Regions from separate parts of the Homo sapiens genome. Here all the other regions are linked to region 2. Evidence: chromatin loops called from intact Hi-C (ENCODE). Cell type or tissue: A673. All regions are shown on one strand. Each heading gives the region's core, and the rest is flanking DNA. Links, peaks and the distances in the headings are about the cores only. Region 1 has its middle 100 kb from the start of LINC02998. Region 2 has its middle 91 kb from the start of ESM1. Region 3 overlaps ARL15 (ARF like GTPase 15). Region 4 has its middle 12 kb from the start of HSPB3.

Evidence for each region. A loop is a pair of places that touch in the nucleus more often than their neighbours do. Peaks named below come from ENCODE experiments on the same cell type or tissue, not always from the same donor. Only the 100,000 strongest peaks of a DNase experiment are listed, where the experiment ranks them.
Region 1: a loop joins it to region 2, with 2.1 times the contacts of the local background. A loop is called at or near these places in 5 of 110 quality-filtered maps.
Region 3: it touches region 2 in a loop (5-fold over the local background); 11 of 110 quality-filtered maps call a loop at or near these places.
Region 4: a loop joins it to region 2, with 3 times the contacts of the local background. A loop is called at or near these places in 5 of 110 quality-filtered maps.

The regions. Positions count from the first base shown.
Region 1 is chr5:54,841,230-54,849,009 of GRCh38, forward strand. It overlaps the pseudogene CSPG4BP. Among named protein-coding and RNA genes, the nearest start is that of LINC02998, 100 kb to the left of the region's middle. In A673, for the core only: CTCF peaks have their summits at 4,141 (motif pointing left) and 4,340; DNase peaks (open chromatin) are centred at 4,102 and 4,502; H3K4me3 peaks cover 905 bases; H3K27ac peaks cover 3,692 bases.
Region 2 is chr5:54,891,167-54,898,946 of GRCh38, forward strand. No RefSeq gene overlaps it. Among named protein-coding and RNA genes, the nearest start is that of ESM1, 91 kb to the right of the region's middle. In A673, for the core only: a CTCF peak has its summit at 4,778 (motif pointing left); DNase peaks (open chromatin) are centred at 4,225 and 4,745; H3K27ac peaks cover 1,114 bases.
Region 3 is chr5:54,240,364-54,248,143 of GRCh38, forward strand. All of the region lies in intron 1 of ARL15 (ARF like GTPase 15), which reads right to left. Among named protein-coding and RNA genes, the nearest start is that of ARL15, 66 kb to the right of the region's middle. In A673, for the core only: a CTCF peak has its summit at 3,301; a DNase peak (open chromatin) is centred at 3,318.
Region 4 is chr5:54,440,106-54,447,885 of GRCh38, forward strand. No RefSeq gene overlaps it. Among named protein-coding and RNA genes, the nearest start is that of HSPB3, 12 kb to the right of the region's middle. RefSeq lists enhancers at 1-379, 656-715. In A673, for the core only: a CTCF peak has its summit at 3,340 (motif pointing right); a DNase peak (open chromatin) is centred at 3,376.

The sequences.
Region 1 (7,780 bases), core at 1,370-6,369, 50 kb before region 2:
AGCCAAATGCCCATTGCTGGGTGTAGTGACCCAGTAGGCCAGGTCCTGTGGAGAGGAGTCCCCATCTTCTGCACAGAGGTCACCACTGGTCATCTCAGTGAAAGAATTCATCAACACCTTAAAAAGAAGAGAATCACAGATCTTTTGAGGACCAATGTCAATCACATCACATTAGTAAACTGGATAGCAATGACGTCCTGTCTCCTTGGACAAAGATTTAAAATCCAAAGCAATTCACCAGAGTTTTTAAAGCATGAAGTTTCTTCATTTGAAACAGATGTATAATTAAATGTCAGGTGAAATACAAAGCCTGAAGTAGTGTTTAGTTAATTTATGAGGTTTATGAGGTTTCAATAAAGAAATAGGATTCATAATTAATCCAATTTCATTATGTGAAGTGCATGTACATTTGTATAATGTAGAAAAACACCAAAAATTGATGATGACTAAGCACCTTTTGTGTGCATGGCACATGCTGGATACTCTACATGGGGTCTCAGATAATTCAGAACCTATCTCATAGGATTGATTTAAGGATTTCCATTCATTGCTGTAAGACGCAAATTATTTCACTAGCTTTTAAATGGTTGAGGGAAAAAAAACACACACACACTGCATATTTTTCTATCCTATTTGTCCTACCTGTCTTGCAAGAACACAAATATCTTGTTCTTATGGCCTTGCAATGTTTGCTGTGCTGATAGCACACATCTACAATTGTATCTGAGTACTAGTTCCTATTTTCCAATTACATTTAAAATCTATTTACATTGCCTAAACATCTTAATTTAACGATTCATCAAGCATTTATTGAGCATTTACTATCTTCCAGACAATGTTCTGGGTGTTTGCTATACATCCGTAACCAAAAAAAGAGTCCTGTTCTCAGGAGCCTCCATTCCAGCAGGAAGGGACAAAGGGACACAGAGAAGAAACAATGGCATAATAAAGAAATGAATTAAACAATGTGTCAAAAAAAAGTCACAGCACTATGAAAAAAAAGAAAAAATAAAGCAAGATAAGGGGGGCCTCAGGAGTGAGCAAATGTTAAGTATGAGGTTCAGTTTGAGGAAAGACTGGAAGGAGGTGAAGAGGGAGCCAGTGAATATGTAAATATCTAGGGGAGGACCATACAGGCAGAGGAAACAGCCCAAAGGCAGGCCTCATCTGTTGGGAGACTAGGAAATCGGTCAGTTGGAAGGAGCAGAATAAGCAAGATGAAGAGTAAAAGGAGATGAGTTGAAACATAATGAAGGTTGTCATATTGTTCGGGGTCTTGAACGCTACTGTAAAAACTCTGGTTCTTCCTTGAGTGCAATGATGGATCATTGCAGAGTTTTAGGTGAGGAGTGACCTGGTCAGACTCATGTTTTCACAGAATCCTTTGGCTTCTGTATCAGGAATAGACTCTGGGAGGTACAAGGTAGAGGCAGAGAGACCAGTTAGGAGGTGACTACAATAATTCCAGAGAAGGATGACAGAAGAGAGTGGCCCCAGAAGTTGCAGAGGTGGTGGGAAGTGGCCAAATTCTGGGTGTCTGTTGAAGACAAAACCAGCCGAGCTTCTGGCTATTTCAATTTGGCGAGGTGTGAAAGAAGGAAAGGCGGTGAGAATGACTCTATGGTTTGGGCCTCAGAAACGAGGACAGGGTTACCATCAGTTGAGATAAGGAAAGCTGAATGTAGAGTAGATTTGGGGAGTAAGATCAGGAGTTCAGTTTTGAACATGGGTTTAAAATGTTTATATGGACACTGAATCACATTTGATGGAATTTGGCTGTTTTGAGTTTCTCTAATCATGCAGCCACAGGATACTTCACTAACACTAAAGACAAGTAGTTTTGTCACTAACTCAAATTTCACATTTATATCTGTATTTGTATTTATATGTATTTTTCTTACCCACAGAAACACCATGTGCACATACCCATGCATAAGAACTTTATCATCTTCTACGCTTTTTCATAACTTGTTTAAAAATTCAGTCCTAAATGACTTAATAGATGATCTCTCCAGTTAAAGAGAACCATTTCCCTCAGTAGAAAGAGCAGTTTGTGAAATAACTTACTCCAATTAGATGATGGATGGCATCATCTAATAACTAAACAGAACTTGAGACAGGAAACTCAGAAAGTATATAAGATTCCTATGTTTTCATGTCAGGCATAATGGGGCTGGAAGATAATCCATTCTGCTTCCTTCTAATACACCAACTACTGATAACACAGGAAAAAAAACTACTTTGTGAATTATCCTTTAATTTCTTAAAAGTTAACAGATGAGACCATAAAGTAATTATACATAAATAAATACCCACATACTCCACATATATACACATGCGCATGCACACACACACGAACTTACACTGCCAAACCAATGTTTAACTCCTCAAAGTAGTTATGTTGAAAAATAACATGTGCCAATAACAATAGCACTACTTGAAATTCTTTTAAATATTTTCAGGTTGTTCAAGAATGCTTGATTTAGTTTCTGTCCAGTTAAACCACCTGGGTTTGGGTCACTGCTTTGTTGCTTACTAGCTATATAACCTTGGGCACATTTCTTAACCTCTCTCTGCCTTAATTTCCTCATCAGTAAACTAGAAATGATAGAGCTGTTGCACAGACTGAGTGACTTAATATATGAAAAGTGTTTAGAACTGTTTCATCAGGCACATAGTAAGCATTCAATAAATATTAGCTTTATATGACCCATCTTCTTCATCAGATTTGGCTTTGAGGACAGATGTGACTTTTTAGTATTTCCAAAAAGTCACTTAGAGTGTGATTATTGCCATTATTGAGGCTATTCTATAACATGTACTGCAGATTTTGTTTAATCTTCCAGCATTCTTTCATAACTTGGGGTGAATAGTTTATCTGTTTAATAATTGTGTTGTTGATGGACATGCCTATATCTTGCCATTTGAATATGCCTACTGAAGATTTTGCAGCACTAAGCTCTAAGGACATCAGCTTTTAAATAGCTACCAGAAATGCGAATCAATACAACGTTCAAATAATAAGGTTTTGGCCTTCATTTAAACCCACAGAAAGGCTATAATAAAATGCGCAAGTTGGACTGTTTAACAAAATTCCAAGCCCACTCATTCTGGTTTTTCACTTTTTACATTTTTTAATCCATCCACATATCTCATCCTCATTTCTTCTAGAGCTCCAGCTGACTTGGAAATGTGCTGCCATTTCTCTTCTCGTGACTTGTAGAAACAATCATTTTTTCCAAGGCCATACACACCAAGGCTGGACAAAGCATGTTTTCCACTGCAGCTACTCTGCTATGGAACACTGCTTTCCCTCCCTCTCGCCTCTGAAATATACCATCTTCCAAAACAAATGGAAAACCTGCCACTCAAAACAAGATCTAGTAGCCTCAGGTCTCATTTCCACTCAAACCAAATTTAGTTCAATTAACGACCCCATTGCTTCAGGTAAGGCCTGATTTAGTGCCCAGTGCTTGGTAATGGAAACTTCAGGCAGATGAGGAGAAGGAAAACAAAGACCCCCAATTTGAATTCAGATTTTAAAGTGATCCAAAGCCCAAAAAAGAATAGTTCAAAGCATAAATATCAGAAAATAACACAAACCTGGAATAATAATTTTTAAATTGACCTTTAGCTTTAAGAAGAGTTTAGTGGTATTTAGAAACCTAATTGTGATCCCATTTAATCCTAGTTGTAAACTTAATATTTAAAAGCCCAGACCTTTGGAGGCAGAGGTTGCAGTGAGCCGAGATCGTGCCACTGCACTTCAGCCTGGGTGACAGAGCAAGACTTCGTCTCAAAAACAAACAAACAAACAAACAAACAAAAACAACAAAGCCTAGACCTTTGTTGCGTTTCATACGAGGGATGTGAAATGCTCATGAATTCACTCTCCCACTGTTGGTCCCCCGAGAGCTTCAATTGGCATTTCAAACTTTGCTGCCTTAATTCTTCTACTGTGACCAGCTCTCAAAGCTCCTTTTAGTGATGACAAGTATTTCTCAAAAGCAAGCAAATGGTTCTATTTTCAGTATAAAAACAACAAAACAAAATGTATAGTATTACTGAAAGAGGAACTTGAAAAATAGGAAAATGAAGCCCCCTTGTGGACAAAAATATGTTTTATCAGATATGCACAAAATTCACTGATCATATTTGAATACAAAAATACTCAGTAGAATATATTTCAAAGTAAAATGCAAAGGATTCACCCAAGATGGCCTAACTCCAATTCCCAATTCCAGTTTGTTGGGACACAAATGATCTCTTGTACCATTGAATGACCTTGGAGATCAGCTGAAAGAACTGTGGCTTAAGGAAATGTTTTAATTTGTCAGGAGAAAGAAGTGTGTTTTAAATGGTGGGACACAGAGGTTAACATTCTGATTGCTGGCTATGAACTCCCTCCAGAGTCTGAGATGTTATCAGCAACTCTATCCCCCACGCTCCCACCTTCTTCTCCCACTTAGGCTGCAGACAGACTTTCTTGCCACCTCCTCCAGGCCCAGATGACAAGTAGGGAGAGTGAGTCATCATGCAGGATAATCCGAATGTCTTGAGAACATGCTGTTTGAAAAGTCAGAAACAGCACTGAATCTGAAGACTTTATCACATTTGCATTTGCATAACTGCCTTTGCCCCAGACTCTGCCACTAACTTTGTTATTTTGGGCAAATCGCTTAACCTCTTGATCTTTAATTCCACCTTCTTAAAATTGGAATAAGAGCAATACTCTCTTTATCTGCTTCACCAGGTCCTTGAGCTTCTTCGCTAACTATGAAGGAAGAAGTGAGAGAACACTGTGGTGCCAAACTCAAACTCGCATTCTAGCTCTGCCACTTGCTGTCCACCAGCAGCCCTTCTGCTTTGGACCTTGGAGAAGTGTCAAAGCCTCTCTGCATTGCAGATTTCTCATCTTTAAAATAAAAATCATATCCCAGAGAGTTGTTGAAGATTCACTGGGTAAATGTAAAGCGCATAGAACAATGCCAGGCACTGTAAGTACTATGTAAGTAATAACTATCATTAGGACCATGTAATGGACCATGTAAATGGTTGTTATTATTACTGTTTGATATGCTCTGAAATATAGAAATAAGAAACATCATCATCTGAAATAATCTCCTAAGTTTAAAACTTTGCCTGGAAAGAAGTAACTGGTAACCATAGCTTTGGAGAAACTATGTTATTGAAAACTGCATTCTCGTGGCTCTACTATGTTGATAAAATGCATATGCTATATCTATTAGCTTTCACAAAAAAGTAAACACACCTGATGTGTGAAAATTATTTAATAATGTTAAAGGTTATCAATTTATGAGAACACTCTGCAATTGATCAATACACACAGTCTTTCCAGAAAGTTTCTATGCTCATTTGCCATTGTTATTACACATTCTAGTGGATAAAAGAGATACCACACTCCAATAAAAAATGAGGGGCAGATATTAAAAGGATGTTTTAAGGAATCGCCACACTGACTTCCACAATGGTTGAACTAGTTTACAGTCCCACCAACAGTGTAAAAGTGTTCCTATTTCTCCACATCCTCTCCAGCACCTGTTGTTTCCTGACTTTTTAATGATCGCCATTCTAACTGGTGTGAGATGGTATCTCATTGTGGTTTTGATTTGCATTTCTCTGATGGCCAGTGATGGTGAGCATTCCTCAAGGATCTAGAACTAGAAATACCATTTGACCCAGCCATCCCATTACTGGGTATATATCCAAAGGACTATAAATCTTGCTGCTATAAAGACACATGCGCACGTATGTTTATTGCGGCACTATTCACAATAGCAAAGACTTGGAACCAACCCAAATGTCCAACAATGATAGACTGGATTAAGAAAATGTGGCACATATACACCATGGGATACCATGCAGCCATAAAAAATGATGAGTTCATGTCCTTTGTAGGGACATGGATGAAATTGGAAATCATCATTCTCAGTAAACTATCGCAAGAACAAAAAACCAAACACCGCATATTCTCACTCATAGGTGGGAATTGAACAGTGAGAACACATGGACAAAGGAAGGGGAACATCACACTCTGGGGACTGTTGTGGAGTGGGGGTAGGGGGGAGGGATAGCATTGGGAGATATACCTAATGCTAGATGACGAGTTAGTGGGTGCAGCGCACCAGCATGGCACATGTATACATATGTAACTAACCTGCACATTGTGCACATGTACCCTAAAACTTAAAGTATAATAATAATAATAATAATAATAATAATAAAAGGATGTCTTAAATGTCATAAATTGCCTACACAGGCTATCAAAATCAGCAAGGCCAATTCCTGGATGCCTCTTGGCTCTTTTTCATCAAGTCTAAATTATGTTGACATTGTTAATAGCCATTGTGATTAAATCATAAAATTTCAGTGCACAAGACTTCATCATTCTAAAATCCTGACAGCAATTTCATTCACATTATACTGTAGACACAAGGAAAGCAACACTGTGATTATACACCCTAATCTACATCCCTTTTTCTTGGAATATTTAAAATTTCATAATGTGTTATTTTTCTTCCTTCATAACTTTGGGCCACAACAGCAGTATATAAAGTGGATCAGTCAGGTTTGCAGACAGTGTGGCTGGTACTTCCATCCCAACCTCCTTTCCTGCTGAAACGAACAAGGCAGAGGCGCAGGGTCAAGGGCAGTCAGGGTTAACCAGCAGGCAGGGCTGGGACCTTGAGGAGTCACAAGGAGACTTCAAAGCTGAGGGCAACAAACCTGACTCCCCACCTAGAACACAGAGCCCTCTTACGTGTGGTAATGTATCCTGATAAAGCGGGACTTGGGGCTTGTTATAGGCTGTGTCAACTCTAGCACTACTCTATAGTACCAGTTTCTAGTGTCCTGGTGGATAGAAGTTCTAGTAGATGAACTTCTGGGACTTGACTCAATCCCATAAACATTATTATCCCAGATTATCCCAGAAACAGGTGGAGTGATGAAAAAATGTGTGATTCATATCTACAAAAGAATCTAGCTTTGCTAGGTCAGTAGCTTACAATGTTTTTTCATTAATACCAAAACTAAAGAATACATTTTTCAAAGCAACCTAGTATGCATATATATATTCTTATGTGTGTGTGTTTAAAACTCTATATATATGAAGCAAAATTTTCACAAAAAACAATATTTACCCTCATTATACACAACACATTCTGATACTACCCATTCTATTTAATTTTTTAAAAAATTGGTTCTGACTCAATTAATTTCACAGCCCACGCCACAGGTTGCAAGTGGGGGCTCTGGGCAAAGACATCCTGGCCACAAGACCCGCCCGCTCTTCTAACCATATGACTTTGGTCAAGTAACTTAACCTTTCTGTGCCCCAAGTCTGTTGCAGTCTTCATTTTATTTCAAGAGTCATTGAGAGAATTAAACGAGAAATCATTTAATCATTTATGTGATACTTTTAGAACTGAGCCTGAGTCTTAGCAGGGGGTCAATAAGTGCTGGCCTGCTTCCCTGTCATTATCTCTGAAAGGCCTGTGGAACAAAACTGTCTGGCGCTGGGGGGTCCTTATGCCCAGAAATCAACTCTCACCATGGAGAGATATCTATTCACTCTCCTCCTCCCTCCATCTGCTCCAGTCACATGAGCTTTCCATGTCGTCAAACACGCTCCAGACTCACTGTCTTTGCCCTTAATCATTCTTCTGCCTCGAGTGCTCTTCCCTCTAACATGCCTATGGCTCCTCACTTCCCAGTCTAATCACCCTCCCCCAGCTTCCCACCTTTACTCAGAAAAGAG
Region 2 (7,780 bases), core at 1,911-6,910:
ACTGTTCAAAGACATGGAAACACCAAGGAGAAAAAGGGTGTGGGGAGATGCAGGGATTTGTTTCATTTATAAAATATTACTCCACCATAGTAGTTTGCTTGCAAGGAACAGAACCCCACTGAAAGAGCCTTAACTGCAAAGGAAAGCCACATATGATAAACAGGAGGAGAGCAGGAGCCTTTTTGGGTATGTGAGTTGGATTTTAAAGAGTGGGTCAATGGAGATGTTGTACAAGGCCTAGAAAGCAGGAGCACATGAGGGCCTGGTGCTTCCAGCCTGTTCTTTCCTCCTTAGGAGACAGCTTCTGTCCGAGGGCTAACAGGAGAAGGAAGAGTAGCATCTCAGGATATCAGGAGTTTGTGCAATTTCTCAAGCTTGCTCAGTTTCTCCCCATCACATACACACGTGTGTTCTTCCTCACTGGCAACACCCTCATCATGTGGATAGTGCTCCACCCCTTCTTGATCTTCCAAGGGTCGTAGGGATTGTGAGGGGCAATTTCCATACAATGAATTAAACTGGGGACCAACTGAGGATTTGATTCAACATCTCGTTGAGGATTGCCAGCAAATGCAAAGTCCTCACTTGACAGCAACAGAATAAATAGCACACTTGGCCCTAGAGCACAGGCACAGGATGGGTTCTTTCTGATGGAGACTGGGCAGTCTGTGGACTGAGGCTCACAAAGAGGCAGGTTCTCCATCCTTGGCCAGACCCAGCCACCTGGCATCTTTGGTAAATTCCTCAGAGTCAACTCAGGGAAAGCTCATAACCCCCATTCGTTTATTCTCTTCTTTTCCCCCCCAACCATGCCTAGTCATTTTTTCTCCCTAGCCCTGGAAAATAATCTCTTTTGACATGGGGAAGAACCTACTCTCTCCCTCTGCTTTTGGCTGTGTTTTTGTTCTTGGCTCATAGAGGGTTGCAGCCCAGGAGAAAGTTGAAAGAGCCCCTGAGCTATTGTAGCTTTTATGTTACAAAAACCTAAACGCTTATGGGTATGAGATTCATAGGCACAAAGATTACTTGTTTGAATTATAAGTGAAAGGGTGCTCACAAAAGGAAAAACTAAACTAATATGTCAAACTATGATTCCAGCCACTTCTGGTTACAGTATAATATTGTGGGTAAGGCTGGTAGGCCTATCTTTCTGCCAATTTTAGAATTCAGAGCCCAGATCAAAGATTTGGCATTTAGAAACATCCTGAACATTTGCTTTCAGCTTATCCAGGGGCTGGTTCATGAAGCCTAAAGTCACCAGAAGGGTGGTGTATAGTCAGAGAGAGAGAGAAGAAGTACTAGGACAGTGCTGGGTCTCTGAAGTTAAAAGAGTAGAGAGCTTCAAGGACTGACTGTGGTCCCAGAGATAAACCTGGGAAGAGCCCATTGGGTGGTCTCTGATAACACCTTGAAAACTATTTCTGATAATGGGTATCCCAACAGAAAAAGAGGAAGTCAAACTACCCCTGTTTATAGATGACGTGATTCTATATCTAGAACACCCCATAGCCATGGCCCAAAAGCTCCTTCAGCTGATAAACAACTTCAGCAAAGTTTCAGAACACAAAATCAACATACAAAAATCATTCCAGCATTCCTATACACCAACAATAGCCACGCCAAGAGCCAAACTAGGAACGCAATCCCATTCACAATCACCACAAAAAGAATCAAATACCTAGGGATACAGCTAACCAGGGAGGTGAAAGATCTCTACAATGAGAAGTACAAAACACTGCTCAAATAAATCAGAGATGACACAAACAAACAGACAAATATTCCATGGTCATGGATAGGAAAAATCAATATCATTAAAATGGCCATACTGCCCAAAGCAGTTTATAGATTCAATGTTATTCCTATCAAACTACCAACAACATTCTTCACAAAACTAGAAAACACTATTTTAAATTTCATATAGAACCAAAAAAGAGCCTGAATAGCCAAGGCAATTCTAAGCAAAAAGAACAAAGATAGAGCCATCATGCTACCCAACTTCAAACTATGCCTCAGGGCTACAGTAACCAAAACAGCATGGTACTGGCACAAAAACGGACACATAGACCAATGGAACAGAATACAAAGCCCAGAAATAAGGCCGCACACCTACAACCATCTGATCTTCAACAAAGCTGACAAAAACAAGCAATGGAGAACAGACTCCCTATTCAATAAATGGTTCTGGGATAACTGGCTAGCCATATGCAGAAGATTGAAGCTAGGCCCCTTCCTTATACCATATACAAAAATCAACTCAAGATGAATTAAAGACTTAAATGTGAAGCCCAAAACTATGAAAACCCTGGAAGACAACCTAGGCAATACCATCTTGGACCTAGGAATGGCCAAAGATTTTATGACAAAGACACCAAAATGAATCACAACAAAAGCAAAAATTGACAAATAGGATCTAATTAAACTAAAGAGCTTCTGCACAGCAAAAGAAACTATCAACAGAGTAAACAGACAACCTAGAGAATGAGAGAGAAGTGTTTGCAAACTATGCATCTGACAAAGTTCTAATATCCAGCATCTATAAGGAACTTAAACAAATTTACAAGAAAAAAAACAAGCAACCCATTAAAAAGTGGGCAAGACGTGAACAAACACTTTTCAAAAGAAGACATACATGTGGCCAATGAGCATAATAAAAAAAACTCAATATCCCTAATGATTAAAGAAATGCAAATCAAAACCACGAGATACCATCTCATACCAGACAGAATGGCTACTATTAAAAAGTAAAATAATAATAATAATAATAACAGATGCTGGCAAGGTTGAGGAGAAAAGGCAATGCTTTTACACTACTGGTGAAAATACAAATTAGTTCAACCATTGTGGAAAGCAGTGTGGTGATTCCTCAAAGAGCTAAAAACAGAACTATCATTCAACCCAGCAATCCTATAAAACTAGGTATATAACCAAAGGAATGTAAATCATTCTATCATAAAAACACATGCACACATTCACTGAAACACTATTCACAATAGCAATGACGTGGAATCAACCTAAATCCCCACCAGTGGTAGACTGGACAAAGAAAATATGGTAAATATACACCATGGAATATCATGCAGCCATAAAAAATGAGATCATGTTCTTTGCAGAAACATGGAGCTGGAGGCCATTATCCTTAGCAAACTAACGCAAGAACAGAAAACCAAATACTGCATGTTCTCACTTATAAGTGGGAGCTAAATGATGAGAACACATGGGCACATAGAGAGGAATCACAGACACTGGGGCCTACCTGAGGGTGGAGGGTGGGAAGAGGGAGAGGATCAGAGAAAATAACTATTGGGCACTAGGCTTAACACCTGGGTGACAAAATAATCTGTACAGCAAACCCTGCAATACAAGTTTACCTGTGTAACAAACCTGCACATGTACCACTGAACCTAAAATAAAAATTTTAAAAAGAAAGAAAATTTTCTGTAGAGGGTGAGGACAAAATCAGCTGGCAATGGGTTAACAGAGGAGTGGAGAAGTTCTGGAAGCTGATGGTGTGATATAGATTTGAGGAATTTAACTTTTAAAAACCCTTATGTTTTACCTGGTTATCACTTCTTGTTTCACTGCCAGTGACAAATAGCTTGCCATTTTAGGAATGTAAAAATTTTTTATATCATATGTCTTGATGCAATTATGGGGGTTGAACCACTATTGCATTTTGAAACATTTCTTAAATAAAATTAGAAGACTGGGCTAATTGGTCTCTGAGGTCCCTGCCAGCTCTGACATTCCATGATGACTTGAACCTTCGGGCCATCACAAATGAACATTTACAGAGCACTTTCAGCAACACAGAACATGCAAAGATGGCTCTTGTCTGTAGCCACAAAGGGAATTCTTATAAACTCCCTACAACTGGAGAGCCCTCTGCTTCTGATTGTCTCATCTGCTGCTTAGCTTTGCTCAGAATCAAGTCTTCCTCAGTCCACAGGCTGTGAGGGGAAGCCACCCATCGAGCAATGAGGGGGCCCACATGGCCAGCTCTGAGTGGTAAACTGCTCCCCACAAACCCAGCCACAAGGTCTATATGGACTTAGGACCCATCCGGAACCCTTGGTGGTTTAGGCCATTTAATATGTGAACTTCTCAGCCACTGGAAAGCCAGAGAGTGCCTCTACTACCCTTCCCCATGAAGCAGCCCCAGGGGCTCAGACATAATACCAGCAGGCACCAAGCCTCATTAGGGGAAGACATGTTTCTGCTGAACTTGCATTTCTAACACAAAGCTGCCTCTAGTAATCCTAGTGAAAGAAGTACAAGAAGCCACAGGAAACTATTTTCAGCTATCTTAAAACTAGAAAATTGATTTAAAATTGTTGCATTCTGCTTTCTAAAGAATCATTTACAGCTGTCTTGCCTCCTTGTTATACAATTTACACATATGACTCAGTCCTACCTTCGTCCCACAACTGAGTGAGACTTGGAAAGAAATGTATACTAAAGAGACCTCCCTGGCCCCTCCAGATTCAGAGATCTGAGTGTTTTCAAGTCAGAAATAAAGAGAACTGCTTGCTTCTGTCTCTCTCTTTATCTCTCTCTCTCTCTCTCTCTTTCTTTCTTTCATTTTCTTTCTTGACAGGGTCTCACTCTGTCAATCAGGCTGGAGTGCAGTGGTGTGATCATAGCTCACTGTAACCTCGAATTCCTGGGCTCAAATGATTCTCCCACCTCAGCCTGCAGAGTAGCTAGGAACTGCGTGCTTTTCCACAGCCAATTCTCGGTCCACCTGCTTATGATCCTGTGTCTCTGGTGCCATCTGCAGGAAGTAGACACAGCCAAATGTTTATACAGATTGAGTATCCATTATCTGAAATTCTGGGGATCGGAAGTGTTTCAAATTTCAGATTTTTTTTTTATTTTAACATATGTTCATGTACCTAATGAGATATCTTGGGATGTGACCCAAGTCTAAACAGGAAATTCATTTGTATTTTATATATGCCTTATACCCATAGCCCAAAGGTAAGTTTATACAATAACTTTAATGTGTGCATGAAATCAAGTTTTGACTGCATTTTCTACTATTGCCTTTCACATGAGGTAAGGTGTGGAATTTTCCACTTGAGAAATCATGTCGGCCTTCAGAAAGTTTCCAGTTTTGGAGGATTTTAGATTGCAGATTTTCAGATTGGAGATTCTCCACCGGTATTTTTATGTGATATTAACTCAACAACTGGTGGTGATTGACCACAGAGGGGACAACAAACAAGCAGCCTAAGAGAGGCACCAAGAGAACCATGGATGATGAGGAAGTCATGAATGTCCCTTAGAATCACTCAGCAATGCTAAAGGCATCACGAGACGTCAAGTAAGATAAGGATGGAAATTTTCCAGTGTTTTTGACCATTTGGAGGCTACAGCTATAGAGCTAACCTTGATGAAAGTAGATTTATTATCTCAGCAGGAAACAGAAATTATACTGCCCTGATTGGATGGGTGCAAAGAGAAAGAGACATCATGTGCTTCACAGAGTTTGGGTCAGAAGAGTAGGAGAGAAGTTAGCTATGGTGAGGGAACTATTATATCAGGAAAGGGATTCTTAGGATTAGAGCATGCTTTTAGACTGGAAAAATAGAGAAGGAGATATTGGAGATTACCAGAGAGAGGGAGAGAGAGAGATGCCTTGAAGAGGCAGAAGGGAATGGAGTCCAGAGGCAGGTGGAGGTTTACCCTTAACAAGGGAGGAAGGGAGGATGAATTTGGAATATATGACAAGTTTATAGGTCAGAGTACAAGAAACTGAGCTTGGAAGCTTCAATTTTCTCTATGGAATGGCATGCAAAATGTAGATGGGCATAACACAAGCCTGGAAGGTTTGGAATTATCCTTGGTCTGAACTTTCCCTTTCCCCCTGTTATGTACAATTGTTTATGAGTAGGTTGACCATTACTCCTGGTATGTCCAAGACAGTCCTAGTTTATGGCTATTGCTCTGTTATAATTATTCATTCTCAACAATGTCCCAGTTGGAACAATAAATTATATGGTCACTCTATTACGTGTGTGTGTGTGTGTGCGCGCGCGTGCGCGCGCGTGTGCATGCAAGGGCAAGATTTGTGTTTCGTCAGCCTGCACAACTGTGGCATTTTCTCCTGTAATGCAGACCCCACATCAGACCCAGAAGATGCAAATAGTATTGATCCAGGGTTGGGGTTTTTCTAGGCAGGTGAAGTAGCAGGCTAGAGATACTTAAGATTTGAGAGTTCTGGTGATTGGGTAGCATGGGGACAATGGCATCTATCCATGCTTCCTCCTCCACACAGGTAAGAACATCTTAAACACTGTGGTTTGAGGTATCTCTCAGAGGAAAAGCCAGTGCTCTTTGTAGACGATGGTCTACAAAGCCCTGAGTGACCCGCACCCACCTCTGACCTTCTATCACCTCCCTCTCATTTACTGCTCTGTGGAAAATATTCTGAGGTTACAGCCTCAGAATTTACCATAAGGACAGCACTGTGGGAAGGAGGGAAGGAAGTATCTAGGTGTCTAGCAAACAGCACAACCCAGACCCTTAACACATGAAAACTGCAGACTTTCTTTACATACTGATACAACCAAAGACATCCCCTCCTCCATCCCCTCCTCCACCGCCTGAGTATTGCCCTATGCATCAAGAGGGGTGCAGGAATCTTGTAATTCATAGGCGGAGGTTGGGGGATATTGTGGTAGTCAGGGAAGGGGAAATCTAGGGATTACTAGAGGATGCAAATACTATAGTCCTAAATTAGCAAACTTCAAAGGGCCATATGGGAGGAGTGGCAATTACATACTTTTCCTAGTCAAACTTTAGCAATGTATTATTTCACTAGACATTAATTCTTCTTTCTATATAGTAGTTTGTCAAACTTGAAGCTCTGAGGAATAAAAAGATGCCACATATGTCTGGAGTGGAGTATAAAAGAAGAGTCAATCTCATAGTAGACAAACACCCCAAGGACACAGGCTCTTTACACTTGCAGTTTCCTCTGCTTGTGATGCTTATAATACAGACAGCATCCAACTTAGCAAGGTTCAACATTCAATGTCTCTGCTTTGAATGGTGCAAAGGTGATGCACATTCAGTGCACTCCTTAGCTCCCGATGGGGTTGCATCTGGATAAACCCATTGTAAATTGAAAATACCGTAAGTTGAAAACACACTGTTGACTAACAATATTTTCAACTTATGATAGGCTTATGAGGTTCCTGATGGGCTTCTAGGGACATAACCCCATTGTAAAATGAGGAGCATCTGCGTCCTCATGGCTTGTCCCATGCTGCTGTCTCTGCTTAAATGTACTCTAACTGGTGAGGACTCCCATAGTCACCATAGATAACAGCTCCTCCATTCTGCATAAGCTGCTTTTTCTCCACAACATTGATAACCATCTGGTATACATAGATCCTTATTTATAGTTTTCCTTCCCACTCTAATGTAAACTCTATGTGGCAGAGACTTGGTATGGTCACTGAGCAACCCCAATGCCTGCAGCAGTGCTTGGGCCATAATGGGTTTTCAATGACTATCTGTGGAATGAATGAATGAATGAATAAGTGGATACTAAGAGTATTCATGCAATGTCTGTTTTCATGAAATTTTGATAAGCCCTCATGATCAAATTGTGGAGATATTCTAAGAAAATAATTACATCTTGATTCTTTTGAGTAGGTGAATTGCCCCTTTTTTCCCCTCAGAAAAATCTGTTGGGCAGGTAAGCTACACTCAGTAGCTTAAGATGAGTCTCAATCCTGGGACTCAAGTGTTTTAACTCCAAATTCCATCCCAT
Region 3 (7,780 bases), core at 1,317-6,316, 650 kb before region 2:
CAAGCACATGTCTGAGTATACATGCAGGTAGAGTGGGGACACTTGCAGAATTAAAAAGGATCAAAAGTCCCACTGTAAGGTACATCAAGTATCGTTGATCCACGCTTGCACAGAAACCTACTTATGTCCTTTTCACAACACCTAAAAGATTGTGTTGCCTAACATACTGTATTGCAAGTGTTCGTTTAGGAGTTTACCAACACCATTCCCACTCCCTGCCATCTAGACTAGGAAGTTTCTGGTTCACCATCAAATCCTCAATGCCTAGCATTGTGCCAGGCACTCAAAAAACTGGGTGAACATGTGAAAGACTGGCCTTCGCAATAAGGACCCTTCTCATGATTTGAAATCCTCTCAAAATACAAGTTGAGGATCCCTAATCCGAAATCCACAAAGCTCCGAAATCCACAAAGCTCCGAAATCTGAAATGCTCCAAAATCCAAAATTTTGTGAGCGTCAACATGACACTCAAAGAAAGTGTTCATTGAAGGTTTTGGGATTTCAGATTTTTGAATTGGGGATGCTCAAACGGTTAAAGTATCTGCAAAAATCCAAAAGCCAAAACACTTCTGATCCCACGCATTTCAGATAAAAAGTACTCAATTGGTACTAGTTAGATATGGTACTAAATGAGTTCTGAAATTACTCACATCCCATCAGTAATCTGACAATAAATAAACAGTCATTTTAACAAAGTCTCCAAACTTCTGAATTATTAATGATGCTTAATACTATATAATGATACTTAATCAAAGTCCCAATTCTTAACTATTTTACTAAAAATAAGCCTGCCTATGTTTATACCGTTCTGTCCATAAAGAAAGAAAGAAAAAATAAGCCAGCAGAACAACCAGTACCAGAATTATATTTAGATTACCCTGGTAACCTAGATTACCTAAAAAAACCTAACATCTAAAAAATCCCTAATCCAGATTACCAGAGTAATCTAAATATAATTCACCCAATGGTTGTGGTAGTAAAAATATCACCCTGTATGTCATTATTATTCAGAATCATAAGGAAATAAACCACTCTACATAAGAATATTCTTTCTAAAATGTAATATACTCAGCCTTTTTGTCTTTTATTTCTTTACCTATAGAGATAATTATAGTTACTCATAGGTTCTTTTTTCCAAGACCACATGATTTTTAATGTGCTTCTCAAATAATACTCTCTCAATGAAAGGTAAAATAATAGTGTTTATTATATAATTTGCTACCTTCTTAAGTAGAATACATTCAACATAATTCAACTTTTTGTTATGACTCATGAGAGTAGGTCATCTTAAAAATAACTAATTATATAATTCCGTGTTGAATCCGATTCCTTATATAATAGGCATGTGTAGACAAGATATGTAGCAAGCACCTAAGGTTTAAAAAACATGAGCACATCTTGAAATGGACAAAAAGTCATATTAAATGTTCTCCTTTTTCAAGATTTCAGGATGTTGCAGAAAGAATGCCATAACTTCTGGGGGCTCTGTCATCCACTGAGTTTGAGGACCAACTAGAGCAATAATTTTGAATCTGTATTTCTTTTAAGGCTAATCTTAATATCTAAGTCATAAAGGACTTGACAGAAGTATAAAGGAATAGCCTCACGTATAGCCTGAGACACATACAAAGGCAGAAATCGGGCTGAATGACCTAGTCAAACACTGCACACAGCCTGGGTAAACACCCAATTCACGGTGTCCTTACCTGCCTCGATTAGCAAGATGGCCCAGCAATGCCTCCTGAGGGACCTATGTGCCCCTCTTCTTCTCCTGCATCACTTTTAACCTGTACACGTACACACACGCACACACACACACACACAATTAAGTTATAAGTTACATGTTAAATCCAGATGGTTTGAAGGGCTAAATGGTAAAGTAATAATGATAACAGCAATAATAACAAATATTTAGGGAATATATAGGGAAGTATTTTTACAATCCTGCATAGGGAAAGGCCTTCTATACTTTTCTTCTTCAACAGTGCCTTGATTGGTCCTAGGGGACCACTTACTCCCACTCAGTCCACGTGATTTGGGCCGGGATGAGCAACCTCAAACTCCGAAGATAAGCATGGATGTAGGCCTGGCCAATCATAGTCTCATACACCCTCCTGGTCACAGGGTCTGTTCATGAATAGGACACATAACCTAAGCCAAGACAATCAGAGGAAATGAGACTCTAGAATAAGACTTCTGTTGAAACTACTGGGAACAAATATTTTCTTGGAAGGGTTGCTGAGAGGCCAGAATGCAAACGCAGAGCTCCCGGCAGCCATCTTGCCACCAGGAAGGGAAGCCTCTTCTGAAGATGGAGACAGCATAGAATGAGGCGGACCTGAAAACGGGGTTAGGTAAGCAAGTCAACTGAATGATGTCGCTCGTGCCTCTGAATACAGAACTGCCTAAAGTTGCACTTACCCCTTTTTTTCCTAGGTCAGTTTACAGTTTGGGGCTGCAAACAAAAATTATAACGAACACACCTCCTTAGAGCATTCCAAATGAAATTAAAATTGCAAAATGCACAAAGGAAAAAAAATCTCTTTGCTCATACCTTTTCAATATAGAGAATATAAATCAAGATCTGAATACCAATCCCTAGATGTAGACAATCTTACCAACATAAAAATGTGATTGCCTGTCCCAGTATGAAAAACATCCTCCTGTAAACATTGCTACAACAATTTTTGAATCATTTAATTATTTGAAGATTACATCTCCAAGTATCAACAATAATAGAATATTATTACCTGCTTAGGAATAGACAGATTCAAAAAGATTTTAAAAGGAGGTGGCAGGCCATTAAAAACAACATGACAAATCATTTCTATAAAACTATTATTAGTGTCATGAAACTGTCCTGGTAGTATCTTTTGAGAAAATATGCACCAAAGAATTCCTGAAAATATGCTGCTAAACCTTGATTACAGCCTTCTGTAAATAGATGTAATCTAGGAAAACTCAAAAGCCTGTTATTTGTATAAATATAACATATTCAAGCTGACAAGCTGAAATTATCCGCCCTTTGTATTCTCCTCATAAGCACAGACTGTGTTATAAACAAATCCTTGCTAGTCTAGGCACCAGTTGAAATCCCCCCCTCCAAAATGGAGGCTATTGATAAAAGGCTTTTAATAAGTCGTAGTACAGATAGAAACACATGTATGTGGTGACTGATAGTAAAGTATTAAGTTTTCTTATAATACTAAAAATTCAAATGCTTAGAGTCCAGACAAGACAAAAGCAGGGACCAAGGAAATGGTTATTGATGACCATGTAATGAACCTGAAGGAACGAGTCCCAACCAAAGGGGGCAGCAGTCACTCATGAATACATCTTCCCAATTCTGATTTTTCAAAAGAAGCTAGAAAACAAATTTTGTGTGTAATCTCTTGATATCAAAAACATGTGGCCCATTGGCCTCTAAAGTATTTTGCTTGACACACAATTTCTTAACATTTGTCACAGACATTTAAGATCTAGAGATTTCACACAAAATTTTGCAGTGACTGTTGCCACCTTGTCCAAGATGTAAGGGTGAGAGATTCGGACCAATCTCTAAAGAAGCTCAAAGTTAGGACTGAGCAAGTATGGGCTGGAATTTGAGCAACGATCAAAGAGCAAGTATCCCAGCAGTTATGCACAAATCTCTAATTCTTAGATTTTAGACAAGTCATCTTCCCTCTCTGGGCCTGTTTCCATAAAATGACAAAACTAGATTAAGTAATAATATGAACGTTTCCTTCAGCAATACAATTTTATCATTCTATAAGAAGTCCCTAAAATAGCATCCCTATAAGTGAAAATTCTAGATTTCACCCATAACTAATAATGTACAAAATAGTTTACAAAAGAGAAACACCCACTACCTGTACTATTCATATTAGTAAATGAGTGTGTAAAAATAACTGACAAACTAATGTAATTCACAGACCTGTGTATTAAGTAGCTTCATGAATTTTATGAAGTTTTTCATGTCAAATACCATTAGAGAAACCACGCTCAACCTCAAAAGTCTCACAATCACACAGAAAGGGTCTTTATCTGTAGGAAGTATGGAACAGAACTACTGAACAAAATGAATGTATTTTAATACCACTCCCTAAAACACGGGAAGGAATTCTCTCCTGTATACACCCAAAAGTTTTTCTAAAACGGGAAAAAAAGGTGAAATCACAAAATCAAACACAATAAAGGTCAAGCTAAAGAATCATCTAGACTGGCAGCAATACCATAACTTCCTGTTATAAATATAAAGTAATGGGCTTTCAAATCAGAAATGCAATTTGATAGAAAGGCCATTCTACCAGGCTCTGGAAATTGAGTCCAAGGTGGACACTATCTGCCTCTCTCCAGCACTGTCCCTCCCCATCATTATCACCATTAATGATTTCCCTAATTCCACACATTACGTAAACAAAGAAAAAGGTAGCCATAAAAAAAAAAAACATCAGAAGGTTAATCATCAGCATTTATTAAAAATTAATAGCACTACTGGTGTTTTCAGCATTTTTAAATTTGAAAATTTTAAAATTAAAAGTATAATTTTAATATTAATATCAATATTAATTTTCAATGTGTGCTATTTCTAAAATGAAGAAAATACTCTAATAATGATCCCAAGTAAATTTTCTTTATGTAACCAGAATCAATTCAGCGGGAGAGGAATATTCTTCTGTCTGGGTATAATTATGTTTGGGGCTGCCTGCATTAACTTCAATCTTCCCTCCTGACATCTTTATAAATTTAACTTCATGATAATGTTCTATTCCTTTATCCTACTTCTTTAAAATAATCTCTCAAAGAAATCTTTAAGAATGTTTTATAATAATCACAAGAAATTAGTAATTATGGATTTGTAATTAGTAACCACTGAATCTTAGCAGGAATTACGAAAAAGAAAATCTATGGAATAGTATGTGTCAAACAAATAGTCACACCTTGCTTGCCTTATTCAACTGGGCAGAAATCAGACTTCAGTGAAAACTTTTAAAAACTTCTTTCAGGTTAAATGAGCAGACACTTTTTGAATTAACAGAATTCTAATTTTTAAAATCTCTTAAAAGAGACAATCTGATGTATTAACAAAAGAACAAAACAGAAGCTTGGTGATCTGGACTCAGGTACCAGCTGGTGCTACTGCTGACTGGCTATGATGTAACTTCAGGCAAGTTCAAAAATGCTCCCTGGGTCCTAAGCACTCTTGCTCTGTGAAATCAGGATGGGGACTTCTTTTTTTTTTGAGATGGAGTTTTGCTCTGCTGTCCAGGCTAGAGTGCACTGGCGCGATCTTGGCTCACTGCAACCTCCGCCTCTTGAGTTCACGTGATTCTCCTGCCTCAGCCTCCCAAGTAGCTGGGATTACAGACATCTGCCACCATGCCCAGCTAATTTTTGTATTTATAGTAGAGCCGAGGGTTCACCATGTTGGCCAAGCTGGTCTTGAACTCCTGACCTCAAGTGATCCACCCACCTCGGCCTTCCAAAGTGCTGAGATTACGGGCACGAGCCACTGTGCCTGGCCTAGGATGTGGACTTCTGAAGTCCATCATAATTCTATGGTAAGCCCCTTTCTGATAATATTGTATCCAATTCACAGGGTAATTAAAATAGTTCAAAGAGTTATCAACACTGCACCCTTTTGTCAGTTCTTCATTGTATATCCACCCAGGGGAAGTGTCATTGATAGATTTCTGAGCCTTAATCCCTTAAATCATAACAATATCCCAGAAATATTAGGTGTGTCCTAGAAAGTCTATAAAGATCTTCACTCACTTTTTTTTTTTTTGAAACAAAACTGCCTTCCCTTCTTCCTCCTGTTCTTTTTCTCTGTCAAATTAAAATATTTCCCTTAAGGTAAACTTCACAAATAAGGGTCTACAAACTCCTCTATGCGCCCTTATTCTGGGTTTTCTTTTCACTAACATGAAGCTATTCTCATCTACACGATCCCTCCGACAACTTGCCCACTCCCTACATTTCAGAAGACACTCTCAAAGCTCTTGCTCTGTAGCCCCGACCTATCCCCCAAGCTTCAGACTCTCACAGAAACTATGTGTTGTACAAAGCCACATGGACATCCCATGGATGCCTCAAACTCAACATGTCCAAAACTAACCTCCCCCAAACATGTTCCTCCTCCCAAATTCTCTATCCCACTTCACAGCACCTCATGCCCACCACCATCCCAGGCACCCAGCCAGAGACGGGGAATCTACCTCACCACTCCTTCATCTCCCTGACTCAACACACATGATACACAGACAAGGCTTTTATCTCTTACATGTGTTTTGAAACTGCCCCCTTCTCTCTATTCCTGCGACCATCACCAAGTTCAAGTAACTTTTCTTTTATTCACATGTTTTCATCAAGCTTAGGTTCTCACCACCTCCTGCTTAAGAGGCAAAACCTCTTTTTATATACAAAGCATGCATACACACACACACACACACACACACACACACACACACACACACACACACAGAGTACATAAAACATATACACAGTATCTCTGTGGTATTAAAATGTCATAAGGGAGAGGGTGATTAAGAAAAAAATGTCTAAAAAGCCCAGGATGGTCGGGGAAGCATAATGATGAAAAGGTTGAGAAATGCTACAGTTATTGGATTTATAGCTCCTTATCAGCAAAGACTGTATAAATGTACATGATAAAATCTCTAAGATAAATAATTCAAATTAAAATAATTTGCATTTTTGTTTTCTCCAAAAATTTCTTTTGTATCTTGGATATTATTGAATGTAATTTGCCCTCTGCCAAAGGGATGATGCCACTGGATAGTCATGAAGATGAATAATTTCCTATTAAAAGTAACCTAGAAATTAAGGAGTTAAAGTTTTGTTTTTTTTTTTTAAGGAAATTGTTTTTTAAAACACATTATAAAATATGTGTGAGAAAGTAGCTAGGACTGAATTAAGATTGAATAGTTATTTATGTCTGTTTCCTGTTTAGCCTTTTGACAATGTTCAGCCCCATATTTTATAGTCGGCTTTGGATAAGGCTTCCCAGAATAACCTTGATGTGGGGTCGGCTGGTAGGGAGGACCCCAGAACTACATCCTGCAATTCACACCCTATGAACGCATACTCTGCTAAACTCAACAACTTCAAAACAAAAAACAAATGTCACTGTCCCATTTCCTCTGCAAAGCCCTGTTTTCAAACTCCAAAACACAAAGAATGGGAGGAAAGGAAGAGAAAAAAAAAAAAAAAACCCGAACACGTTTAGAAACAAAGGCACATTGTGAGATAACATTAAGAGTCCTTTCATATTTTTTAAATTCAGCTAAAAATTCCCCTTCAAAATCTGAAAAATGGAACAGGTGAGTCTATGAGAGAAACAAATATCACATTAGCAACGTATTTTTGATGTGTATAGAACATCCTTACTCAATATAACATACTAATTTATGGACAAATGCTTGTCAGGTTGGGCAGTTATAAAAATGAAAACCTCAAATCACAGAAAAAAATAAATAAAATAAAATGAAATAATAAAAACCTAACAACAGCAGAGGAACTTCCATGAATGGGGAGAGCTGGTGAATGTGAAGGAGAAAAAGATGATGGAGCTTTTTTACAGCACGAAGACAAAAATTCCTAGCTTTGGAAGTGGGTCTCTGAAACATGAGGGCATATTTGATTAAAAAAAAATTAAGAACAATAAAGGGAAGAAAGCTGATGGTAAAGACCAGATTCTTAATACACCATCAAAAATGGAGGGCTTCTAGTAACCTGCTATGAACTAAATTGTATCTCCCCC
Region 4 (7,780 bases), core at 1,221-6,220, 450 kb before region 2:
CAAGCCCCAGTTTCTTAGTGGTCTCTCTAACTCCTCTTGTGATCAATAAGCTAAGGTACTCTACGTGCATACATGCTAGCTTTCATTTTCATGTAAAACTATGCAGAATAGTGTCTGGAACCCACTGGATACTCCATACATGGTCTCTTTTGATCTTAAAAGAACACAGCGAGGTGGGCATTCAGTAACTTGTCCAGGTTGAGAGTGGAGTCAGGATTTGAACCCAGGTGACCGTATCTTATGTTCTTGATCATCACGCAAGGCCACCTGTCATTGAGACTTGAACAGCAGATGGGGCCGGGTGTGGTGAATCCTAGCTCTTTGGGAGGCTGAGGAATGAGGATCACTTGAGCGCAGGAGTTTGAGGTTGCAGTGAGCCTCTGTGCTACTGTAGCACGGAGTGACTGTGCTTCTGTACTCCACCCTGGGCAACAGAGCGAGATCGTATCTCAAACAGTGGAATGACAAAGAAAGCAAAAATCAAAAAACAAAAACCCCGAATAGCAGATGGGCTGTGAGCATGGAGCAGATTGCATCAGCTGCATGAGCCTTCATTCTTCCTCCAGAAGGGCCTCCAAAGACAGCTTTTTCAAAGTCTAGGCTATAAAAATACCACCTTGAGTTTCACTTCTTTTCATGTATGAGATCTTAGATCTTAGTTCCTGTTTGCTTTGCAAAGGACATAAAGAGCCTGCCCAAGCATGTTCCTCTAGAATTCCCACCGAAACCAGGAAGATAGCACAGGAAGCTGCCTGTGGACTTAAAGGACCCCAAGAAGACCCTTCAGCCCTAAAATATGTTTCCAATAGCTCATCTTGGTGTCTGAAATGTCTTTATTTGAGGGTTATTACTTCAAGTCATGAGCTTTTTGGGGTTTGAGCACGAGAATAAATTTCTTCATGCTCTTCTGCCAGTATGTATTTGCTCTTTAAAGGCTAACAGAAACCTATTCAGTCCAGCTTTAGAAATAAACAGAACTGTATCCCAGTGATATAAGTGTTACTTCCCAGAGCACAGGGGCAGATAATGGCTTGGGAATTGGCTCTTGGCAATTTTTTGGTTTCTGGGCAATTCCTAGTTCTAAGGCAACTATTCTCCCCGAAGCTGTGGGATGCCCTGTTTCTGCTGCTCGCTACAGAGCCAGGACAGTGAGGCCAACATGAAGGCTGGTGTGGTCTGCCCTGCTTTGGCCTTCCTATGGCAGGAAATAGCCGCCTGAACTCCATGCAGACCTCAGTTAAAGGGCCTAATGCACACCTAATTCATGCCCCAATAAGGGCCTAAAGTCTCAGAATCTCAATTCCAAATCTCCGGTCAAGGGTCCGCCCTGGGTCCACTCACTGGACAGGGGTTGGGGCCGCATGCCAGGGCCATAGTGCTATTGGATCAGGCTTTCAGTCAAGGGGGCATACAAGATGGGTTTTTCAAGAGTGTGGGGAAATGACAAGAATCTCCCTTATAACATCCCAAGGACAAATGCCTTCCCTCCAATTAATTAACTCCTCATATCTGATGGCAGGGTCCTCAGATAAAAATGTGCTTATGGGCCAGGCATAGTGGCTCATTTATATAATCCCAGCACTTTGGGAGGACAAGGAGGGAGGATTACTTGAGCCCAGGAGTTTGAGACCAGTCTGGGCAACATAGTGAGACCTGGTCTCTATAAATAATAAAAAAGAAAATTAGCCGGGCATGGTGGTACACACCTGTGGTCCCAGCTACTTGGAAGGTTGAGGCAGGAGGATCACCTGACCCCAGGAGGTCAAGGCTGCAGTGAGTTGTGATTGTGCCACTGCGCTCCACCCTGGGTAACAGAGTGAGACCCTGTCTCAAAGAAAAAACAAAGTGCTTCTGAATCACCTGCCCCTCTGCCAGTCTTTAGTGCTGGAGAAAAGGCAACCCTGGCTGGTGGTATGAAATGAATGGAAAGGGAGTTGCTGGGGCTGGGGAGTGGGTGCACACAGAATAAAATGATAATGTTTTTGAGAACACTTTGGCAGGCTATGTGTAATTAACATGATACTCAAGTGGATTTTTTCTTTTTTCTTCATTTTTTTTTAACCTGGAAGGGACTTTGTAAATGTAGTTCAGTCCCTTGCCCTATTTTCCAGCTGAGAAGTGGGGTTCATGGAGGTTTTGGTCATCTACCCGGTGTTAGGAGACTCATTAGGACTCCTGTCTCCTACCTTTGCCTTTGATTGCCAGTTCTTCCCTCTACTCTCTGCCCTAGTATCTCCAATTCTACATTTTCTTTATCTTGACGTCCTTATCTGATCTCTCAGTTAAACTATGTTGTGGAAAAATAACTCCTAAAGCCCCAAGAACCACTTCTGAGCAAGCCATAGCAAGTATTTCCTTGGAATTTCCCTCAGGTTAAAAAGCAGACTTGAGTTTCTCAAGCTTAGTAGCTCAGCAACTAAAAAGTAATGTTAATATCACCAAAGGGCTTAAAAGTAAATTGCAGAAAAAGAATAAATATCATTTGATCACAGCTGATAAAGGTAATTCTAGTGTGATAGGGAAGTCTTAGTGCATTCCTTCCCAAGTGCTAGCTTGGTCTGAACCTCATCTGTGTAGAAATTGTGGCTTGTGTAGTTATCCAGTAACATCTAATATTTGCCATGGCTTTGACTAATATTTAAAGAAATGTGGGCAATGCTACATGCTATTCTTTTAAAAATAGCCATAATGGAATTGAAGTGGGTCAGCTTTTTCTCCAAAGAGTTTGCATCCTGTTACATACTATAAATAATAATATCTAACATGTATTGAACATTTACTATGTGCCAGGCTCTACTGTTTTACGTCTCTTTTCTAACACTCAAAGCAACCTAAGAGATACACATATTTTCCTTATTTTACTGGTGAAGAAGAAATGAAGGCTTAGGGAGATCGTGACTTGCCCTAGATCAAGCAGATGGTGAAAGGCAGAGTGAGGATTCAAATTTAGGTCTTTATGTCCCTTAAAAAAGGTTTCTTTCATCATACTAATAAGATGCCTCTTTCAGAATATGCATGTAGAAAGAACCAGCATAATTTGTGCTTTGTAGCTTCCAATCAGAAAGCCTGGGTTCAACGTTTACCCTTCAAAAATTTTCCAAATAGGGAATAAGATTCTAGGCATTAAAGAAATTTTTGTTTCCCCAAGCCTGCCACCTCCCACCCCATATAATACAAGTAATTTAAAAGCTAGTCAGACCAAATAGTGAAATGGACTCAGTATATGGGGATCTTTATTTGGAAAATAAAGTCAAAAGACAAGAAGAATAAGAATTATTTGTTTAGAATCTCAGTTATTATTAAAGAACCAGTCTTTCATCAGTAAAATTCTAGCCTCTCCCACCAGAGGGCAGTTATCACATAAACCAGAAAGCCCCTCTTGGCTTCACTTTCAGACACCACATCACACTACATCTGGAATTAGGTTTACAGCCCAGTACAGATCCTGAGAACATCTCTGCTTCTTTTAAGTCTGAAACTAACATGTCATGCCTTTCTTTTTTGCCTGCAACTTAAAGGAGCTTATGATAGCATAGAAACCATCTCTTCATAAAGGAATGTTAAAATGGACCAAAGACAGATGCTTGTATTGGTTCTATTTTGAGGGGTGGAAACCCTGCACCAAACACTCAGTGACAGAGTAAAAAACATTTTTCTGTGTCTAAAACTTTATATTTTATTCCATTTATGTACCGTCTGTGTTTCAGTAACCTGTATTTCCCCAGAAAAGTAGCTTTATATGCTTTTTCATGAAAATTCTAAAGATTAGCTGAGAAAAAGGATTATAGTTTTTGTTTTGTTTTTGAGACAGGGTCTCACTCTGTCACCCAGGCTGGAGTGCAGTGGTGCAATCTTGGCTCACTGCAACCTTTGACTCGTCGGTCAAGTGATCCTCTCACCTCAGCCCCCCGGGTAGCTGGGACTGCAGATGCATGCCACCACACCTAGTTATTTTTTTTGGTTTATTTTTTTGTAGAGATGGGGTTTCGCCATGTTGCCCAGGCTGGTCTCAAACTCCTAGGCTCAAGCGATCCACCCATCTCGGCCTCCCAAAGTGGGATTGCAGTTTTTGATAGACAACAAATTACTTTTCGAGTGTCCAGACTGCTTATGTTTTGGAGAAACCAACAGAAACATTATATATATTGATCACTGTTGCGGGAAGTCAAGGACCCCGAATGGAGGGACCGGCTGAAGCCATGGCAGAAGAACGTAAATTGTGAAGATTTCATGGACATTTATGAGTTCCCCAAATTAATACTTTTATAACTTTTTACTCCTGTCTTTACTGCAATCTCTGAACATAAATTGTGAAGATTTCATGGACACTTATCATTTCCCCAATCAATACTCTTGTGATTTCCTGTGTCTGTCTTTACTTTAATCTCTTAATCCCATCATCTTTGTAAGCTGAGGATGAATGTCACCTCAGGATCCTGTGATGATTGTGTTAACTGCACAAATTGTTTAAACAATATGAAATCTGGGCACCTTGAAAAAAGAACAGGATAACAGTGATGTTCAGGGGACAAGGGAGATAACCTTAAAGTCTGGCTGCCTGTGGGCCGGGCGGAACAGAGCCATATTTCTCTTCTTTCAAAAGCAAATAGGAGAAATATCACTGAATTCTTTTTCTCAGCAAGGAACATCCCTGAGAAAGAGAATGCATCCCTAAGGGGAGGCCTCTGAAATGGCCACTTTGGGAACGTCTGTTTTTTTTTTTTTTTTTTTTCTTAACGGTTGTAGATAAGGGATGAAATAAGCCCCAGTCTCCCATAGCGCTCCCAGGCTTATTAGGATGAGGAAATTCCTGCCTAATAAAGTTTGATCAGACTGGTTGTCTGCTCTCAAACCCTGTCTCCTGATAAGATGTTGTCAATGACAATGCATGCCCGAAACTTCATTTGCAATTTTAATTTTGCCCCGTCCTGTGATCTTGCCCCACCTCCATTTACCTTGTGATATTTTATTACCTTGTGAAGCGTGTGATCTCTGTGACCCCACCCTATTCATACACTCCCTCCCCTTTTGAAAATCACTAATAAAAACTTGCTGGTTTTGCAGTTTGGGGGGCATCACGGAACCTGCTGACATGTGATGTCTTCCCCAGACACCCAGCTTTAAAATTTCTCTCTTTTGTACTCTTTCCCTTTATTTCTCAGACTGACTGACACTTAGGGAAAATAGAAAAGGACCCATGTTGAATATCGGGGGCTGGTTCCCCCCGATAGATCACTTAGCACAGTGCCTCATAGAGAACATACTTTATGGCCAGAATCAAATTCAATCTTTCCAACATCTCTGGATGGTATGTTCTGTAGTTATACCCATTTTAGAGAAGTTGAAACATTCTCAGGTGAAGTAACACATCGAAGGAGACCCCCTTACTCCATGTTCTTAACCACCACGAAGAAGTGGATCTGTTGGAGATGAGATGGGCCTAGGTATAGAGACTTGGCAGGTTTACAAGGGAGGCGCACTGGTGCTCAGAAGTCAATGTCAGGAAAAGGAGGCTGACGCAGGGTAGGTAACTGTGGAAGCTACCCAGTTGCTCTCACTGGCTGAGACTACAGTCTCCACTACTTAGTCAAAGGGCATGGCTGCTCAAGTGATGTTTACAGACCATTACTCCATGAAGCAGGAGGCATGGATGGCTAGAATCCCTAAGTCCAAAAGTCAGACAGTCTGGCAGGAGCCTTGTGCGATACTTGTATGTGTTAACTTGACTGGGCTAAGGGATGCTTAGATAGCTGGTCAGACATTCTTTTTGGGTATGTGTGTGAGGTGTCTCCAGAGGGATGAGTCTTTGACTGTATAGACTAAAAAAAGAAGATCAACCTCACCAGTGTTGGTGGCAATCAGTCAATCCCTTGAGGGCCTGAATAGAACAAAAAGGAGGAGGAAGGGTGGATTTGTTCTTTCTCTTTATGAGCTGTGACATCCATCTTCTGCCCTCAGACATCAGAGCTCCTGGTTCTTGGGCCTTCAGACTCCTTGGAATGGAAGTTATAGCATCAGTTCCCCTGTCTTAGGCCTTTGGACTTGAACTGAATTTCCTAGCTCTTCAGCTTGCAGATGGCAGATTATGGGATGCCTTGGCCTGCATAATCACCTGAGCCTATTCCAACAATAAATCTCCTTTTATAGATCTCTATATTTGCAGTTTATTTGTTCTGTTTCTCTGGAGAACCCTGACTAACACACATGGCTAGCAGATTGAAGGCACAGAACTAGGATCTATCTCCGTAAAAAGAACAAATGGACTCTAGAGGAAATACCACTGCCCCAACCACCAGTGAAGTCTCAGTTCAGGGCAGGATCCAGGCCTTTAGAGGGACTGTGGAATTTGGCTGGGGGGAAAGCAAACAGAGGAGAAAATCTTGGCCAAATGTTCAGCTTTATGAATTGCACCAACTCCAAGAGTACGAGTGGCTCCGGTCTGGAATCTGGTTGGAGATTTGAGAGCGCAGGCAGATGCTCAGCTGTTGAAGCTATGCCACAGAGTCTGGCAGGCTAGATTCATTTCCAGTCCTGATGAGATTGAGCTGAGGCTGTTGATGATTTGTTTGCTTTGGTTACAATCAACTCAGTAGCAGGAACAGAGCTGAGCCTGAGTATGGGTGCATTGGTGAGCCCAGCAGTCGGGACTCAGGGGAGGCAAAGTGAACACAGTGGGGCTTGCTCCACCTGCTAACTTCTGGTTGCTGACATTCCAGTCCCTGAGCAGTGCCTAATGAACCTGACTCCATCATGACAGTCCCAGAAGGAAAAATCTTATAAATAGTCCCTTCAGAGTTTGTGGCCCTGAAGTTTCATGAGCACATTAGATACCAATTCAATGAGTAGAATCTTCCAAAGCTTTTTTCCTGTATTAGTTCTTGAACACTAACTCTTATCTCTCATGTTTCCTAGCCTAGTGTCTCGCTTAACAATGCGTAAAAGAGATCCACAAGTTTATACCTAAGGTGCCAGGTGGACCTCATACCCAGCAAGTACAGCAAAACTGCTTTCAGCTGAAGCGATATGGGAACTCTACAGGGAGGAGGAATGTTTGGGTCAAGGCTTAAAGTAAAAACACATTTTGAGCATCCTAGCTAATATCTGTGTCAGAGGGTGAGGGTATCTGTATTCATATCCTGTGGCTCTGGTAACAAATAACCATAAACCTGATGGCTTAACCAACAGAAATGGACTTTTTCACAGTTCTGGAGGCCCAGAGTCCAAAAGCAGGGAGCTGACAGGGCTGTGCTTTCTCTGGAGGCTCTGGAGGATAGTCTGTTTCTTGCCTCTTCTAGCTTCTAATGGCTGCTGGGATTCCTGGGCTTGTAATTGCATTGCTTTCATCTTCAAGGCCTGCATCTTCCAATCCTCTCTGCTCTCTCTTCCCATTGCCTTCTCCTCTGTGTTTCTCTGCCTCTCTCTTATAGGGACATTTGTGACGGCATTTGGTGCCTAGCCAGATCATCCAGGATAACCTCCTCATCTCAAGATCTTTATTAATCATGACTGTAAAGTCTTTGCCATATAAGGTAGCAGATTCTAAAGATTTACAGATTCCAAGGATTAAGATGTAGATATCTTTTGGGGGGCATTATCAAGCCTACCACAGCAGCCCTGCTGAAAGAAATAGCATGTAAGGAAGAAAAGACAGAGAAGGAGAAAGAATATTCAGACAGCGACCGCCAGTTAGTTGGAGGGTTGGGATGATACAGAACAATCCTATAAGGTATGGCTTCTTACAAACACCTATTTAGCGGTCTTGGTGGGGTCCTTGAATTCC